2 separate regions of the Mus musculus genome follow, and region 1 is linked to region 2. Evidence: chromatin loops called from intact Hi-C (ENCODE). Cell type or tissue: heart. All regions are shown on one strand. Each heading gives the region's core, and the rest is flanking DNA. Links, peaks and the distances in the headings are about the cores only.

Evidence for each region. Peaks named below come from ENCODE experiments on the same cell type or tissue, not always from the same donor. Only the 100,000 strongest peaks of a DNase experiment are listed, where the experiment ranks them.
Region 1: a loop joins it to region 2, with 2.9 times the contacts of the local background. A loop is called at or near these places in 7 of 42 quality-filtered maps.

Annotation. Positions count from the first base shown.
Region 1 is chr11:21,429,658-21,438,482 of GRCm38, forward strand. It overlaps the pseudogene Gm29812. Among named protein-coding and RNA genes, the nearest start is that of Ugp2, 63 kb to the left of the region's middle. In heart, for the core only: a CTCF peak has its summit at 4,208; a DNase peak (open chromatin) is centred at 4,374.
Region 2 is chr11:21,347,221-21,355,220 of GRCm38, forward strand. Ugp2 (UDP-glucose pyrophosphorylase 2) reads right to left here. Exons shown (of 10, transcript NM_139297.6): 2 at 7,059-7,186; 3 at 6,129-6,236. Among named protein-coding and RNA genes, the nearest start is that of Mir1933, 6.5 kb to the left of the region's middle. In heart, for the core only: CTCF peaks have their summits at 3,391 and 3,698; no DNase peak of the experiment used is centred there; H3K27ac peaks cover 340 bases.

The DNA of each region.
Region 1 (8,825 bases), core at 400-8,399, 83 kb after region 2:
ATAGCAGTGGAGTTACAGGTACACGCTGGCATGCCTACATTCTCTCTCTCTCTCTCTCTCTCTCTCTCTCTCTCTCTCTCTCTCTCTCTCTTTCTGTGCGTGTCTGTTTGTCTATCTTTTCTCTATCCATGTCTTTCTGTCTGTCTGTCTGTCTCTGTGTCTTCACCACACACATGAGTTCAGATGATTTGAATTTATGTCCTCATGCTTGGGAAGTGTTTTCTTACCCACTGTTTCCTTCTCCTGTCCCAAGACCATATGACTTCAACTCTCAATATCTCAGGATATAACTTTAAGATACCAGGCTAGTCAGACCCTTAAAATTTAATTGACACTTTTCAAGGACAGGAGAAATTAATCTTTACATGAGAGCCAGCATTTATTACTTAGTAATTTATCCTCTTGAGCTGCTGCAAAACATTTATGGAACTGCATCTGATCTGAATTAATAATTTGCAGCAATGTTTTTGGATGATGCCTGGAATCACTGCTCATATAAAGCAAACGAGGTTCCACATTGCATTAGAGATGTCAGGTGGTGTTCTTTCCCTGGGCACATGGGGCCCTTTGCTTGCCAAGGGAGAGGGTAAGTTCTTGGTAAACCTTCAAGGCTCATATGACTAAGGAGAGTTTATTTGGCTCCTTATAAGATTCCAAAATAGGAACCACAACATCACATCAGCTTTGTAAAGAATCCATAAATTATTCTTGTCTCTCCAACATGGGAAATAATTCCCATCAAATCACAAATCATACCTTTTGACCCCAGAAGCAGTTCCAGGGAAATCTGTGGAACTTCTTAGTATCACTCTCAAAAAATCAGGAATGTGTTTCAGATTCTACCAACAAATTTCTTCTGATTTGCCAGACACCTTAACTTAGCCCTTTAAAACTACTATAACCCATATGTACCCAACTTTTCAGTTTTTGCCAACACAAAACGTCCTTCAGTTTATACCAAAACCAGCCCATCATTCTCTGCTATCAGCCCTCCTTCAAGAGCAAATTGCCGCTCTTGCAGTGCTGCCAACTCTGTCTGAAGCTTTGCTGGCACAACCTGACTCTAAACCAGAGCACTCCCAGGCTTTCTTTCCCTTTGGACTTCTCAGCCTTTACATTTAGAGACTATTCAATCAAAGACACGTTTCTCCCCACTGATGCCCACTGTTCTGTTTCCCTGGACTTCCTTTTAGGAAGGTGAGCCGTTTTCCTTTGATCTAGAGGGAGCATCCTGATAATGAATATGCTTTAGGGTGGGGCTAGAATGCAGGCAGTCTGTTTCAGACCCATGGCTTCTTCACCGGGCATTCCTTACCAAGGTATGCTTGCTTCCTTCTCTAGACTACTGTTCTCTTTCCTGACAAAAACAGAAGCCTGACTCAGACTTCTCTACACTGCAAAGCACAGTGTTAAATGGGTCTTTAATCCAAAAGGAGAAGAAAAACAAACAAAACAAACAAATAACCCCCCTCTTCCATGGGCTGTATTTTCAGTTTATTGCCCACATGGGGTCTGTGCAATGGACATGCTTACTCTTTACATGGATAAAAGCCAGCTTCACCTCAATCATTCAGCCCAATAGGTCCCCATTGGTCCCCAAAAGCTCTGATCTTGTCCATCTATGGTGTCTTTGTGCATTTGTTTTTGCCTTTGCTTCTCTAGCTACAGGGTTACTGAATGTCTCAGGGCTCCCTATCAGTTGGCAAAGAGTTGTAATACTCCATATGGGTAGTGGAGAGTTGTTAGTAATTCATTCTTTATAAGCCATTAAATTGTTTTACAGAAATTACGGTAAGTTCGAGTAGTGGTTACGGGTAATTACGGGTTTAGTAACAATGAGAAGCCGCTACTATCCCATAAGTCTGACATGGGACTGGAACGAGTTTTACCAGGTTCTAACAATAATATTGACCTTTGGGAGTAGAATCCCCCAACACTGGGCACGGTGGCATCAGAGTGCTGGAGAATAAATATTCACTGCTCCCTCACCTCTGCTCTCCATAGCACCCCCATCTTCACCCACTCTGAACCAGTACTAAGGTAGAAAGCTGGAGTACTGACAGCAATCCTAAGAACATCTTCTGGAGTCAAAGCAGAGTGAAGGAGATAGTAAGTCAGTCTGGAGGAACAAAGGAAGATGCCTAGCAAAGTTGTAAAACCCAACACTTTTACTTTTTTTATTTTTGAAAGTTTCAATAATGTTCTAAGCTAATGTAAGGATTATACCAGTTGAGTCACCTCATTTTTGCCTCTTGGCTTTAGCTTTAACTATGCATTTGTCTCTTAAGCCACTAGCTTTTCTAAACTCAGGAACAACCCCCCCCCCCATAACTTTTGCTAATGTAATCGGCAGCCGTCCTTTTTCTTCAAAACACTTCTTACATATCTCTGTTCTTTCTGACTTTCTCTCAGAGAAGGGAATGGAACACCTTAATTCGACGATGGGGAAATGTTAATCCAATCATGAGAATTTAAGAGCAAGAACATTAAAATAAAGTTTCGGGAAGTAGTACTTACCGAGGAGTTGAAACCTGAAGCAGCTGTAAATTAGGTCATTAGGAATTAGCAGGACCAAAGTCCCGGTGGTTGCAATATGCTTTTGCTGGCTTCCAATTACTCCTATTAATGGGGAATGTTTTTGCACAGCACAAAAGCATCCATGACTAGGCATAAAACGTGTATGAATCTAACACCCAAATAGAATTCTAAGTGTGATACCACCAAAGCTCTGCATAGAGTGGGAGAGAGGATGAGGATGCTGGAGAGTGAGGCTGCCGAGTCTTCTATTCTGTCTCTGAATGGATAGATTAACATGGATGAAAATATAGACTGAGATACATAAAGCAAAGGTTAGCACTCTAAAGGTGGACATAAAACATTGTTTTGCAGTGTTGGGGTTCAAATGTAGGTCTCACATGTGATAGGCAAGCACCATTACTGAGTCCTGCCCCTATGGCTTGCAATGTCTCTTACAGTGTTTGACTGTCGCTTGCTTGCTTGCTTTGATGACTCACATATTTTGAAACTAGACAGAGGAAGAAAAGAATTTTTAAAAATTGCATTATGAAGTAAAAATCAGAAGATGAGCAGGGTGTGGTAAGCACAAGCCTTTTATCTCAACATCCAGGAGGAGGAGGGAGAGGAGAGTGGGGAGGAGAAAAGGGAGGAGGAGGGAGAGGAGGAGGGGGAAGGAGAGGAGGGCAGATTGAAGTTCAGGGCCAGCCTGGATTACACAGCAGGTCCATGGCAGAAAGAAAGATTTCTCAGAAGAAAAATATACACCAAGGAAACAATAAGATTCTTCATTCCATCTTGGATTTCTCATTCAGTTGCCTCCCTGTGAAGTTGTCTCACATAAACTTTCCGGTGTCTAAGCCTTTCCATTCCCACACCCTCCTTTGGTGCCCTCCACCTATATTAGTGTGCTGGTTCTAACACAAACTATCCCACACCAGGCTTATCCAAGAAACCAGAACTCTGTAGGCATAACATTACACCTCTCCTTAGAAGCCTTTGGAGGCTCCCTGGTGTTGTTTGTTTGTTTGTTTTTATTATCTACCCTTTTTACCTGGTTTTTGAGAACTTCTACCGTGTAATGCTTTTTAATTTCAACATAGGTGATTTCATCAAGACGTGTATTTTTATATAAAAAACATTGCAAACATTTCTGCAATCGAGTGCATCTTACAATAGACTCATGTCATCTTTTTTAGGTTCATCTTAGCTACAGGATCCCTCAGTTACAGAAACAGGACTTTTTGCCACCCAAAGGCTCACTCTTTCACAACTCCATTTTTTCCATCTATCTACTTCATTCTCCCTGCCTCCCCTTCCTAGCTTGGTCTGTGAAAACCCAGCCTATCTTTAAGGTGCAGCCCAGAGGGGCTGCTTCAAAGAAAGCTTCGCTCACCTGGCAGCTGAGCACCAGCCTCTGAGGACCCAGGGCTATTGTAACTCTGGCAGCTGGTGTCTTATACTTTCTTTCAGTTTAATACTTATGCATTTGTTTGGCCTGTTCTCTTAAGAGCCCTGAAGATTGCTTGAAGACTCTTAAGATTGCAACTGAAACTGTAGGATTCAATGAAAAACATGTTTGTTTCTTAATACAAACTGAAGATATTTTGAACAGGTTCTTTGCCTGCTTGCTTGCTTTAAATCTAAGCACTATTTCTGAGCTCAAGAAGAATCCTGCTCAGAGCTGCCACCTTAAGGTAGCCAGAGCCTCAGCAATGAGGCGATGTAAGGCAGTAGGAAGGAGGGAAGCTCTCCTGAAGCTCCTTTGGGAATGAGGGTGGGGGCCACAGGAGTGGCTGCTCTAGGGCAGGCAGCTTTCCCTGGGTTCTAGGAGTGGTTGTGGGAAAGGTCAAGAAAAGCATACTATTTAGATGGCCAGCCCTGTCTGCTAGACATGAATCACTGTGAAGTCTTGGGCTAGTGAGGCCAAACGAAGTAATAACTTCCCTTGGGAACTCCAGACTGGACTGGAAGTTGAAAACAGGTCTCCACAGGCGCTTATGAGGATGCACCAAATGTGACCCAGACTTGTCACAGCCTGGAAAAAGAGAGCCATGCACGAAAAGCATTGCATGTAGCAGCTTCTTCATCAGAGCTAATGTGGAACACCCTGCATAAGTCACATATACACAATTCTTTCCTGAAGTGGTGCATCCGAACCCCTCCCCGCCTTTTCTTCTTAGCAAAGTTGTACGTCCACTGAAAATAAAATCTACTCAAGTGTCCTCTTGCTATTGCCAGGCCATTCTGGGACTAAATTTAATGAGTTGTAAACCACACCCACGCCTTTTATCCCAGCACTTGGAAGGCAGAGGCAGGTAGATCTCAGTGAGCTTGAGGCTCAGCCTGGTCTACAGAGTGAGTTCCAGAACAACCCAGCCCAAGGTCTTTACACGGAGATAGGAGGAGGGGTGGAGAGAGGAATGATTTATAATTTGTTGCAGACAAATGACATTTTCTGTAAGGGCATTCAGGTACTCAACTTGACTTTCTATGCATACCATCTCTTTATAGACATTCTGGAGGGAGTAGATCTGAGAAGTTGGAGGTTCCTGCCTGAGTCAAGCACTCTATCATCTGCCTAGTACTCACTAATGGGTCTGAAGCTCATTTTCTTCTGAGGCAAAATGGTCCTCATCATAGATCTATCTGGACATGTCCTTTGAGAGCTGGTTACTCTCTTCACCTTTCACAACAGAAAGCCCTGCACAAAGGTCATATTGTTGATCTTATTTTACTCAAATAATTTTGTCTTAAAAAACATTGTCCTCATTAAATTAGCATAAATATTTATTATGGAAATTGTAGGAAGTATAGAAAAATATAAGGAAGTAACTATTGTAACTGCTTAGAGGTACTATTATTAACATTATAGTATGTTTATTTAGCCTTGCAATAATTTCTCTTTGTATAGCTGTACTGGCTAGTTTTGTGTCAACTTGACACAGCTGGAGTTATCACAGAAAAAGCTTCAGTTGAAGAAATGCCTCCATGAGATCCAACTGTAAGTCATTTTCTCAATTAGTGATCAAGGGGGAAAGGCCCCTTGTGGGTGGGACCATCTCTGGGCTTATAGTCTTGGTTCTATAGGAGAGCAGGCTGAGCAAGCCAGGAAAAGCAAGCCAGTAAAGAACATCCCTCCATGGCCTCTGCATCAGCTCCTGCTTCCTGACCTGCTTGAGTTCCAGTCCTGACTTCCTTTGGTGATGAACAGCAACATGGAAGTATAAGCCAAATAAACCCTTTCCTCCCCAACTTGCTTCTTGGTCATGATGTTTGTGCAGGAATAGAAACCCTGACTAAGACATATAGCTATATAATCTTTTAAATGTTTGTTATTGAATGGGAATTCAACTTTTCAAGCTATTTTATTTTAGTTGTTAATGTGTATGTGGTATGTGTGAGTACGTGAATGCATGTTTGCTTGTACAGGAACACATGTATATATAGATACACATCTGTGTGTCTCATGTTTAACCTGTTTTTAAAGTCTATTTGTCTTCCACAATAGTAAATGATTAACATTTGTTTTGATATGTAAGAGCCACAGAGTGAGCTCTGATGTTAGCTCATCTGCATTTGAATTTTGAGTGTCATTTGGCCCTTGGACATGTCCTTTGATTGAAATAATTACTTTACAGATTCCTCAATTGTAAAGTTGGGGCCACTAATAATTCCTATTTCATACAGTTGTGAGTTATCCAAGGGAGCAGTTGCCACGTGCTCACAGTAGTGCTTGGCTGAGAGGAAGGGCTTTGAAGGGTTAGCAACAGTTATGATTTTTTTTTAACATTCTTTTAAAGACTAGATAGAATTCCATTGTTTGGATGGAGCACAGTGCAGGCATTGTTGGATAGTTTTAAGAGATGTAAGATGCTTCTTTTTGGTGGATAAACACTAGTGAGACAAATATTCTTTTCCATTGTGTTTGTGTGTTGATTTTATTGTGCATATTTAACATATACAATGTGCTATAGAATAATATATACATATAATAAAATGGGTATTATAGTGAAAAGAATTTAGCATAGTCATTGCCCAACAGTTATTCATTCACCTTTCCCTACCCCATGTCAAGAGAGGCCATAATCACTTAGTAAGATCTCTGAATACAATACCCTGTTATTAATTACTGTTATTCTCCATCTTTCTCTTTGTTTGTCTTATAACTCCAGAGGCCTGTTTTGTATTCTGGACCCATGTCTCTTCACTTCTTTCCCCCCTCTCCACCCTGGTAGCCACCATCACTCTCTCCCTCTGTGTGGTTGTCATTTCGCTTTAGACTTCATATATAAATGAAATATGATATTTGTTTTCTTTCTTGGCTTATCTTATTTTGCATAATGTCCTCCAGGTTCTTCAATATTGTGGCAACTGGCAGAAACCTCTTCTTTTCTTGGCTGAGTAACATTCCATTGTATAAATTAATTACAGCTTCGTTTTGTCTTTTAACATTGACAGGCAGGTTGTTTCTGTTCCCCAGCTGTGGTAAGTAGACTGCAGTGAACATAGCGGTTGGGATAGACATCTGTGCTTCCCCACTGTGTGTCTGTCATGGCAGCATGCTGTGGAGGAAGACAGTGCTGGGAGGTGAGGGAGATGCGTTTTACTTTAGTGGTTTTGAGCTTCTCGTAGCCTGCAAAGCTGATAATCAGAAATTATTTATATTTTCTGGTACCATACAATCAAATATTCAGTGTTTCTTTCTAGGTTGTATCACTAGTAAGCCTATCTTCAGATTCCGGTCACAGAAATGTTCTTCACCAATATCTGCCATAGAGTGACCCACCCTGATGGCTTGGCCTGAGAGGAGCTTGAGTAGATTCTCTGAGTCCTGGAGTCACTGTATTTTCCAGACTGGTGCTGATGAAGGTAGAGAGGAGCAGAAGCCCTTGGGGTTCTGGGTCCTGTCTGTAGTTAAGAGAATGATTGTTTTACATTCTGGTATCCTTCCTATAAATGGAGAGACCTGGAAGATGATGTGGCTACATGGAAAACCTTAAGCAACAAACAGCTGTAGGATTTCATTTAGCAAGCTCGAATCTGCAGCTGGTGACTGAGACTGACCCTTCTGAGGATGACTGCAGTATTTGTCTGTGTTCTTGCTTTTATCTCTTTGAGCTGTTCTCTGTCTTTCATAAGTTGACTTGTTGTTTCGGGAAATATTTAAAAAGTCAACCCGCCATCTCTCCTGCCCCACTGGTCCGTGTTCCCAGTGGGCTACAACACTATGTCCTGGCGGGGCCCAGCTCGGTGTGTTCTCACGTGGAGCTACTACTCTCTTCCAGCTAGCTAATTCATCTCTCTTCTATGCAATGCTCCCTCCACCCCCACGATCAGCCATCTCAACACCTAGTTACCCAGTAGAAACATGACTCTTAAAGCTTAATTACCCAATCAGATTTATATAACAATAAGATAACAATTTACAAGATGCCCATACAATAATTTCATAGCCAATTGATAAAGATAAAGCTATAGCCTAATTATTCTAACTTTGTGAACATCTTAGCTACTTGTGGCTGTTTAAACCCACGTGGGCTCAGGATCATCTTAGTCTGCCTCCATGTTGGCTTCTCCCTGTCCCCCAAACTCCTAGCTCCGCTTCCCTTTTCCTGTCCAATCACAGGCCTTGCCACTGCCCTAATGTGATTGGACAGAGAAACTTTTGAATAGATTTTTACGTTTTATTGAAATCTTACATGAACAAGAAGTTGGAAATACAATCACATCCAAGAACAAATTGTCATGGCTTTGATGTTTAAGCCAAACAAATTTTGTAGGGCAGATTTCAAAAAGGTGTGGTTATAACAACTTACAAACACAGTTAACCTGCTTCTAGGAATGCAAAACATACAGTCATAGGTTATTTTCAATACAAGGAAACTTAAGTCTGCTTTAATTTCTTAAAACTACTAAGACAAAGCACTGGCTTGTAGTTTTATTTACAGCATACTTCATATTCCTATGTAACCTGTTCCAAATTAAAAAAAAAAAAAAACCAAAACCAAAACCAAAACAATAAAAAAAAAACAGAACTGTCCTTTGCAAAACCATGCTTTAACAGTTTGTTCTGAAGCTAAGATGAAGCTTGGAACGATAAAAGCATTGTAACCCCAGAATAAGGGAACTCTGCAAGCCCAATAATGCCCAAGAGCATTTAGAAAAGAAGAAAAATAAGAAGCCTTGAGTATATACACAATAGTGACTTCTTCAGATGAATATAAATGGCAGCAAACTGCTATTTAAAGATGAAACAGTTACGCCAATTTTGTTTGAAGAATGTAGATCTAGAGCCAATTGGATCTTGA
Region 2 (8,000 bases), core at 1-8,000:
GAGATGTGCAGAACCAGATCTGTAAGACAGCAGTTCTTAACCTTCATAGGCCATGGTCTCCTATGGGAGTATGGCAACACTGACTGTCTACTGTCTACTATGGAAAAAACAAATCACATACACATAATTCTAAATGTTATGGGGGCTTGAAATTCTTACAAAGATCTCTCAAGCTTCGGTACCTGGTGTGAACATTCTGCTGTTATCCTGGTTTTAAAATGGGATGTGTGGATATTCAGTTGCTCAAAACTGAAGAATCCCAACCCCCAAAAAGGATTAGTAAAAGATTCTCTCAAATAATTTCAGGGCAGAAAGTATAAGGAGTAGGTATGGGTGGATCACTTTGCTTCATATAAAAATTCTCCCCTTATAAGTAGAAATTCCTTCATGGTGGATTAGAGATCTAGAGGTAGGATAGCAGAACCACAGACCTATTTTTCCTTTTCAATTGTATGACATAAACTACTTACATGAGATACAATTGGTGGCTGGGCATGAGTCTTTGGAGATGAAACAGAAACTAGCTGGCCCAGAAGCTTCGAGCAGCTAGTCTAGGACAGATCTAGGTGGATGGAAAGTGAAGATCAAAGCTAATGCTGGTGGTTGTCCTGACCTGCACATGCACACCATGGTGTCCAGTGGTTGCTGTCTCTCCTCTCTTCAGTCTTCCCTCTCTCCCTCCCTCCCTTCCTCCCTCTTTCTCCATTTCTCCTTCCCTTCCTCTCCACCTCCAACGCATGCACACACGCATGCAAATCTAGGAACACAAAGGACCCTGCCCTCAAAGATAAGCACTAAGGAAACCAGGAATGTTAAACACCTGGATTGTCTTTCCAAAGAGAGAGATGTTTTAGCCTGTTTTTCCACCAAGAAGACTGGGATGGAGGAGGTTAATAACTTGGTGATTTATGCTGTCTGTAGAGCCAGGGCATACCAAGCTCCCATAAATTGGACCCAAAGGAGCCCAAATGACCACTACACTATCTGTATGACCAAAACCATTTCAGATCCTCCCCTAGGCCGTTAGGATAATATATGTAGCTTATCTCAAGTGCCATGTACTCTGAAAAGAGTTTTGATGTCATTTTGCCTCCTCGTGCATAGGGGGCTTTGTGACACCAGCAAGCTTTTTCTCCAAATTGTACTGTACTTATATATACTTACAATAAACTGCTAAAGGTTAGACTTTTGAAGTTTGAACCAACAAAGGCTGTGTTAAATTGGACTTCCTCTTTGCCTTACACAGTCTGATACCCTGTTGGTCTTGGCATTTGCAGAAACCCCCTATAACCAGGGCCCAACATGGGGCATGACCCTTAGAGAAGGTTAAGGAAAGTTAAAAAAAAAAAAAAAAAAAAAAGAAATAGAAGGTAAGATACCAGGCCTCTTACCACAGAGGTATGGAGCATAGGTAAAAGAGTGGAAAATTAATAACAAAAACAGAGGAAAGGAAAAAAATTCTGCCATAAGTATCTTGGCAGAGTAGGTGGAATGGACTCCATAGCCTCTCCAGCTTCCCAGCTGCCCAGGAGTCACTTACTGCTACAGCATGCTCAAAGATGATGTGATTGGAACTCAGAGGCCTCAGTGTCCGACGCATCGATGCATCGCCTGACAATGGCAGGTGGAGCTAAGCCAGTGCAGCAAGAGCTTGTTTCTCCATTCCCCTCCCCCGCCCCACACACAGCAGGAATAAATCAATTAGCTTGATCAATGGCCCCTTTTTGAAGAAAAAAATTAAAACAAGCTCAAGGGGAACAATTACAACTAAGGCATAAAGCACTTACAGCCTGATGCTCATTAAATTTCCTGAGGTGCTGGGAATTAGATATGCAGATGACATTCTTCTCTGCTGCTCATCTTATCAATACTTACGTGAATGCTTAACTTTCATGATAAGCTAAAAGAACAAAGTTTTAAATTTGGGGCCATGTCAATTGAGTTTGCTTTTATCTGCTCATTACTACTGAGGATTTGGCTCTACTATTTAAGTTGCTCTCTGGAGACCCTTGTTTAAATTCTGTAAGAAATTTAACACCTGAAACAGGTCAGGTGGCAGTCAGAACAAGGTCAAAACAATGACCCATGATGAACAATGCCTTGGGGAACTGTGAGAGAGGCTCCAAGAAAAAAAGGCAGATGGCCTCTTACCTCAAGTACATTTTATTCCCTGGACTACTCTTGGACGTGATTCTGAGTCTCCTGTGACAAACATTTGTATTCAGTTTATAAGATGTCTATTCTAGTTGGATGTCAGTACATAGCTATAGAACCCAACCTGGTCAGTGTACCCTGAATCTGGACTTGGCCTTCTGCCGTGCTTTCATGCCATCTTAGATATAATCTACAGTATGTGCCAAGCAATTGTGTTTAAATTGGTCTGTCCTGAGAAACTTCTGGGACAGGACGGGTCTGTTAATAGTTAGTATTTAGTTTGTGCTTACTGACCTCTATGTACATGTTTTTCTAAACTCAAACAGCCTTCCTTGGATCATTGCTTTGTTACATTTGAATATAAAAGCACACTGAAACTGAAGTACAGTTGTCCACGGCATTAGACTGTGGTCCATCCCATTTTTTCAGGTCCTCAGATCCCAGGTCCAGCAGACAAGATCTGCACAGGTCAGCTGATAAGCCAACAGGCAAGTTATTAGTTTATTAAATAATGCTGGTATAAATTGACAGCACACAGAATTAATACCTTTCATCCTTATCAGTTGCTTATCCTTCCTTTCTCCCTATCACCTACTGGAAGGTTGTTGATGCAAGGTATTATAAAAATGTATGTATGTCATAATTCTCCAAAACAAGCTGTAACTTCTTATTTGCAAGAAATTAAATTAATGGTGGGAAGGCCATGTCCTAAACAACTTACTGGTAAAGAGCCTTCAGAAATCAATGTGCTACTAAACAAAATTCAGGTTGATTAATTGTTCTACAGCAATAATAATGGGCAGATTGCATTAGCATGATACTCAGAAGCTATAGACAACCTTTATCCAGAAGATCCCCTTTAAAACTTTTTTCTTTTGAAAATACCCTATGGGTACTGTCTAAAATTATATCTAAAATCCTATAGAGATTGCTTTTAATGCTTTTACAGGTGGCTCTTCAAAAAGACAACCAACATGTTTTATATACAAATGCTGCGTTCTCCACAAAAAAATTGTAAATTCCCTTGTACAGCTCAGCAGTCTGAACTTGCTACAATCAATCAGCATTTATTAAATGTATCTTAGCCACTGAATATTTTAAGTGTTATAGTAACCTATACTGCCTCAATTTTAACTGTTCAGTGTGTAAATATAGCAAAAACCAGGAGCTACAGACAAGAAGTACATATCTCTATTTTTCAATGAAACTTTACTTACAAACCACAGCAATATTCCTAACTATGTACAAAAACAGATGCAAGCCTACAAGATGGCTCAAGAGGCAGAGGTGCTTGCACACAGGCCCAACATTTCAAATGTTATCTCATTTTCTAGTTTCCCCTCCGAAAACCCCCTATCTCCTCCCGCCCCCTGCTCACCAACCCACCCATTCCGTTTCCTGGCCCTGGCAGTCCCCTACACTGGGGCATATAACCTTCACAGGACCATGGGTCCTAACAAGTGTTTTCTTTGGTTGGTGCTTTAGTCCCAGGGAGCTCTAGGGGTACTGGTTAGTTCATATTGTTGTTCCTCCTATTGGGCTGCAAACCCCTTCAGCTCCTTGGGTACTTTCTCTGGCTCCTTCATTGGGGACCCTATGCTCTGTCCAATGGATGGCTGTGAGTCTCCACTTCTGTATTTGTCAGGCACTGGCAGAGCCTCTTAGGAGACAGCTATATCAGGCTCCTGTCAGCAAGCTCTTGTTGGCATCTACAATCGTGTCTGGTTTTGGTGGTTGTTTATGGGTTGGATCCCCAGGGCTCACAACCATCTTAATGGGATCTGATGCCCTCTTCTGGTGTGTCTGTAGATTAGTGTACTCGTATAAATAAAATAAATAAATCTTTTTAAAAATGCTCTGTTAAAAAAATGAGAAAATCACATCTTTAGAACTAAATCTGCTACCGATTAGACAGTTGAGGGTCTTTTTAAAAAATGTATTAGAATCTTTTTGATAAAGGTAGTACCTGTAAAACGAAATAAATAAAAGTAAATGTTTTCTACTTTTTGGCACAAGGAGAGGAGGCAAAGATGAGCTCTCAGTATGCTGCCCAGTACGTTATAACTCGGCATCAAGTGACACTCCGGCTCTGTGCACAGCAGCGGAGACTACAGGACACACTGTACACTCCCAGCTAATCCTAGTCACTGAGCAGACTTCAGACTGACCTTTGCTTCTCTGTTTAGTTAGGTTTAGTTAGTAAAGGGGTGCTTCTAGGGCTGGCTCGTCCTCAGCATTAACCTACCAACTGACACTTTAAAGCACAGCACATCAATGGAACCCACCTGCAAGGACCAGGATCTGCACGTGGGCAGCTGCTGCACAAAGGGGCCAATGCCTTGCACTTAGCTGATATCAGGCTCTGTAGTAACTGTCCAGAAAGCAGCAGGGCTCCCAGGTCTGCTGCTGGAGCCCACCACACAATAATCAACTGAGGTTATTCAATTATAAATAAATCCAAGACAAAAATTCCAAGTACTTAGAGTGACTAAATCTATCATTGTGTTAGGTCTGTTCTCAAACATTTTAAAAAACTGGATGAATCTACATGTAGTTCTTTTTTAAAGAGCATACCTATCTAGAAGAATTCTCTCATTTTCTTTGGCTAAGAAAATATTAATTCTGCTATGTAACTATGAAGAAATAAATCATAATAAATAATGTGTCAGGGACAGTAAAACAAAGACCAAAACAAGGGAGTCCCCCATTATCATTGACATTATAAAGAAGAGGAATTTTTTAAATTGTTTTTATTATATTTGTGTATTTGTGTGTGTGTTTGTGCACCCGCATGTGCACCCATTACTCATGTGTAGAGGGCAGAAGACAACATTTAGGATTCATTCTTTCCTTCTAATATGGGTTCTAGGGCCTGAACTCAGGTCTTTAGACCCACATGGCAAGCACTGGTCCATTTCCTACTAAGTTATGTCGCCAACCCAGTGAGAAAAATTCTAACTTCAGTGTTACTAATAAGATAATATACTCAAGGCAACTAATGAGAGATTTTTAAAGAAAAGAAATGGCCTAAATTTTAAAAATGTAGGTACTTTTCTACACATGGGAGTAAGAGTATTCCTAAGCAGGAACTTATTTATGATTTTCTCACTAGGAAAAAAAAATCTAATGTTGACTCCATTAGCTTAAACTGCTACTGATGAGCAGGCCTGAGCCCCAGCAAACTCTGGTACACTGGGACCACACTTCAGTTAGTTTGCACTGAATCATATTTTAAAAGTGTTAAAGCAAGATTGCAGTGTAAGAAATGAACACTACACGTGGCAAGAACATCAGGCCCATACAATGCTTCAAGTACGGTAATCTATTTTCACATATATCATCTTAACAACTTGTGAAGTACACAAAACACCCGGTACTGTTCTCATTTTACATAAAACAAAGTACTGGAGCTCAGATTTAAACACCTAATCCTGCCCTTTATCCCTCCTCAGTGGGGCTTTCTGCTAGCAGCCCATGGCAGGTGCAGACATCAGCGCTACGCCTCCATAACACACAGGAAGTTTGTTAGGTGAGGATCCCATACCATTAACTATGCAGAACTCTAGAAGCAGGGGAGGAGAAAACAAAAGGTATGCTGGGCTGGTGGCATGGGCAGACAAGGTTACAGAAATGGCCTGAAAGCATGGAGAGAGCTTTAAAGTCTGGGTAAGGCCTGAGCAAAGTTTAAGGCAGAAAGAAATCTAATGGTTGGAAGAGAGAACAACATGAAATCCAAACGGGATGCTTTTTACAAAAGTAGAATGGATGCTAATTACAATGTGTGAAAGTGGGACAATGCTGCAGGGGGATGAGACCTTAAGCTAAAGGTCGGCTACCTCCACACCCAACATGAAGGACCACAAACTGAAATCAGTATGTTTGCTAGGAAGGTTCTGTTACATCTTCACAACCCACCTACAAAGTAAAACCAACATTCAAATTACCCAGTTTCTTATGCTTTACCTAAAACTTACCGAATCTTCTGGAGGTCTCTGGATTTTACCCCAGTCCACAGACGGTCCCTTTTCTTGCAAAAATCTATGAAATAGCTTCCGAAATCCATCAAGATCTTTTTTAGTGTGCTATGAAAATAGAAGAAAATGTTTAATACATAGTAAAACTAGATTCAAACTATTACTTTAAAAATACCTTTAAGTGAAATTCTTACACTATTAGAATATAGAGAAGGGCAAAAATACTAAGGCCTGTTTAAAACTGAAGTAGAAAAGTGAAAAGGAACTATATTTAAAGGAGTCTTTTAACACGCCAACCCCTCCACTATCACCTGCTAGTCAGTTGTCTTGTACTCTGAACAATTTTAGTCCCTATGAATTTCAACATTATTTTTTATTACATTCCAACATCTTTCACTACTTCTGAGTGCAAATAAATTCTCACCAAAAGAACAAAAAGGGAATAAAACATAACTAACCTCAAAACAGTAAGTACAAATTGAATTGAAAAATAAAAGATAATGTACTGACAGAAAGTAAAGCTTCTCGATTTTGGAAAACTGATAGCTCTAGCACAGGTCTGCTAGACCTGGAAAACTGAGAGCTCTAGCACAGCTCTGCTAGACCTGGCTATGGGCAAAAGGCACAGAGAGGACATGGCTTGTTACAGATCCGACTAAACATGGTAACCATCTCTATACCCAATGATACTCAAACACAACATAAACTGTAATCCTGTCCATGCTCTTTTGGGGACTTGGAAAATTTCCTCAGTTTTTTTTTTTAACAAAAGAAAGTAGCTGTACTATGAACAAATATTAACGATCTGTGAGTGTTCAACAGTGCTAACTTCTGATGTTACATCCTGTGCTCATTTCAGGCTGGAGAATCACCACTGGTGGCAATTATGCATGTTGACACACAAAGCAAAAGACACTATTGAATCCTTACCTCAAACTCATGTGAGGCTGCTGTGGTAAGTATTTTTTCTAATTCTTTCTTCACAGATAATTCTAGTTCTTGGAGAATGACCTCTTGGAACTGAGAAGCACCATCTTGAGACATAGCTTTGCTAAGATCTTAAATAAAAAAATATAAAGTCACTGATTAGTATCAGTCAGCAACAAGGAAACTTATTAATTTTGTTATTTACAGATTAAAGTCAAGATGGACCAAAGTCTGAGAATTTGTTGGCCTTTGCTTTATAACAAGATGGAAGTATGCTAAACAAAGAGTGATGGCTGTCAACTTGACAACATTTAGCTTAACTAAAACCCAAGAGGCTGGGTACACCTTTAAGGGATTTTGCTTAATTAGATTATTTGAAGTAGGAAGACCCACCTGTAATCTGGATCTCTGAGGTGGGAAGATCTACCTTTAATGTGCACCACATCTTCTACTGGCAGCCTATATAAAGGACACGCTCTTTGCCTGCCTGCCTTCACTCTTGTTGTTAAGTTCATTCATTCACTGCCATTAAGAACCTACACCTGTGGGATTCCAGAGTATACTGAAGACCAGCTGAGAATCCAGTCTCATAGACTGAACAACTACCAGACTCCTGAACTTGCTGTTGGGATACCGCCATTATTGGACTAGCTAGACCATAGCCTGTAAGCCATTCTACACATACATACATATATACATACATACATACATATATATATATATGCACACATACATATATATGTATATATATATAAATAAAATGTAATACTTATTCAATGTGTATATTCATTCTATCAGTTGTGTTCTTGAAAATCCTAGTACAGAAGCTTTAAAAAGACTTACCAGTGAATAAGTGATAAAAAGATTATCAGTGTATAAAATCACTCTACTCTTTTTTAAAAAAATCTATCTAAATAGATTCATATAGATAGAATTTTTGTATTA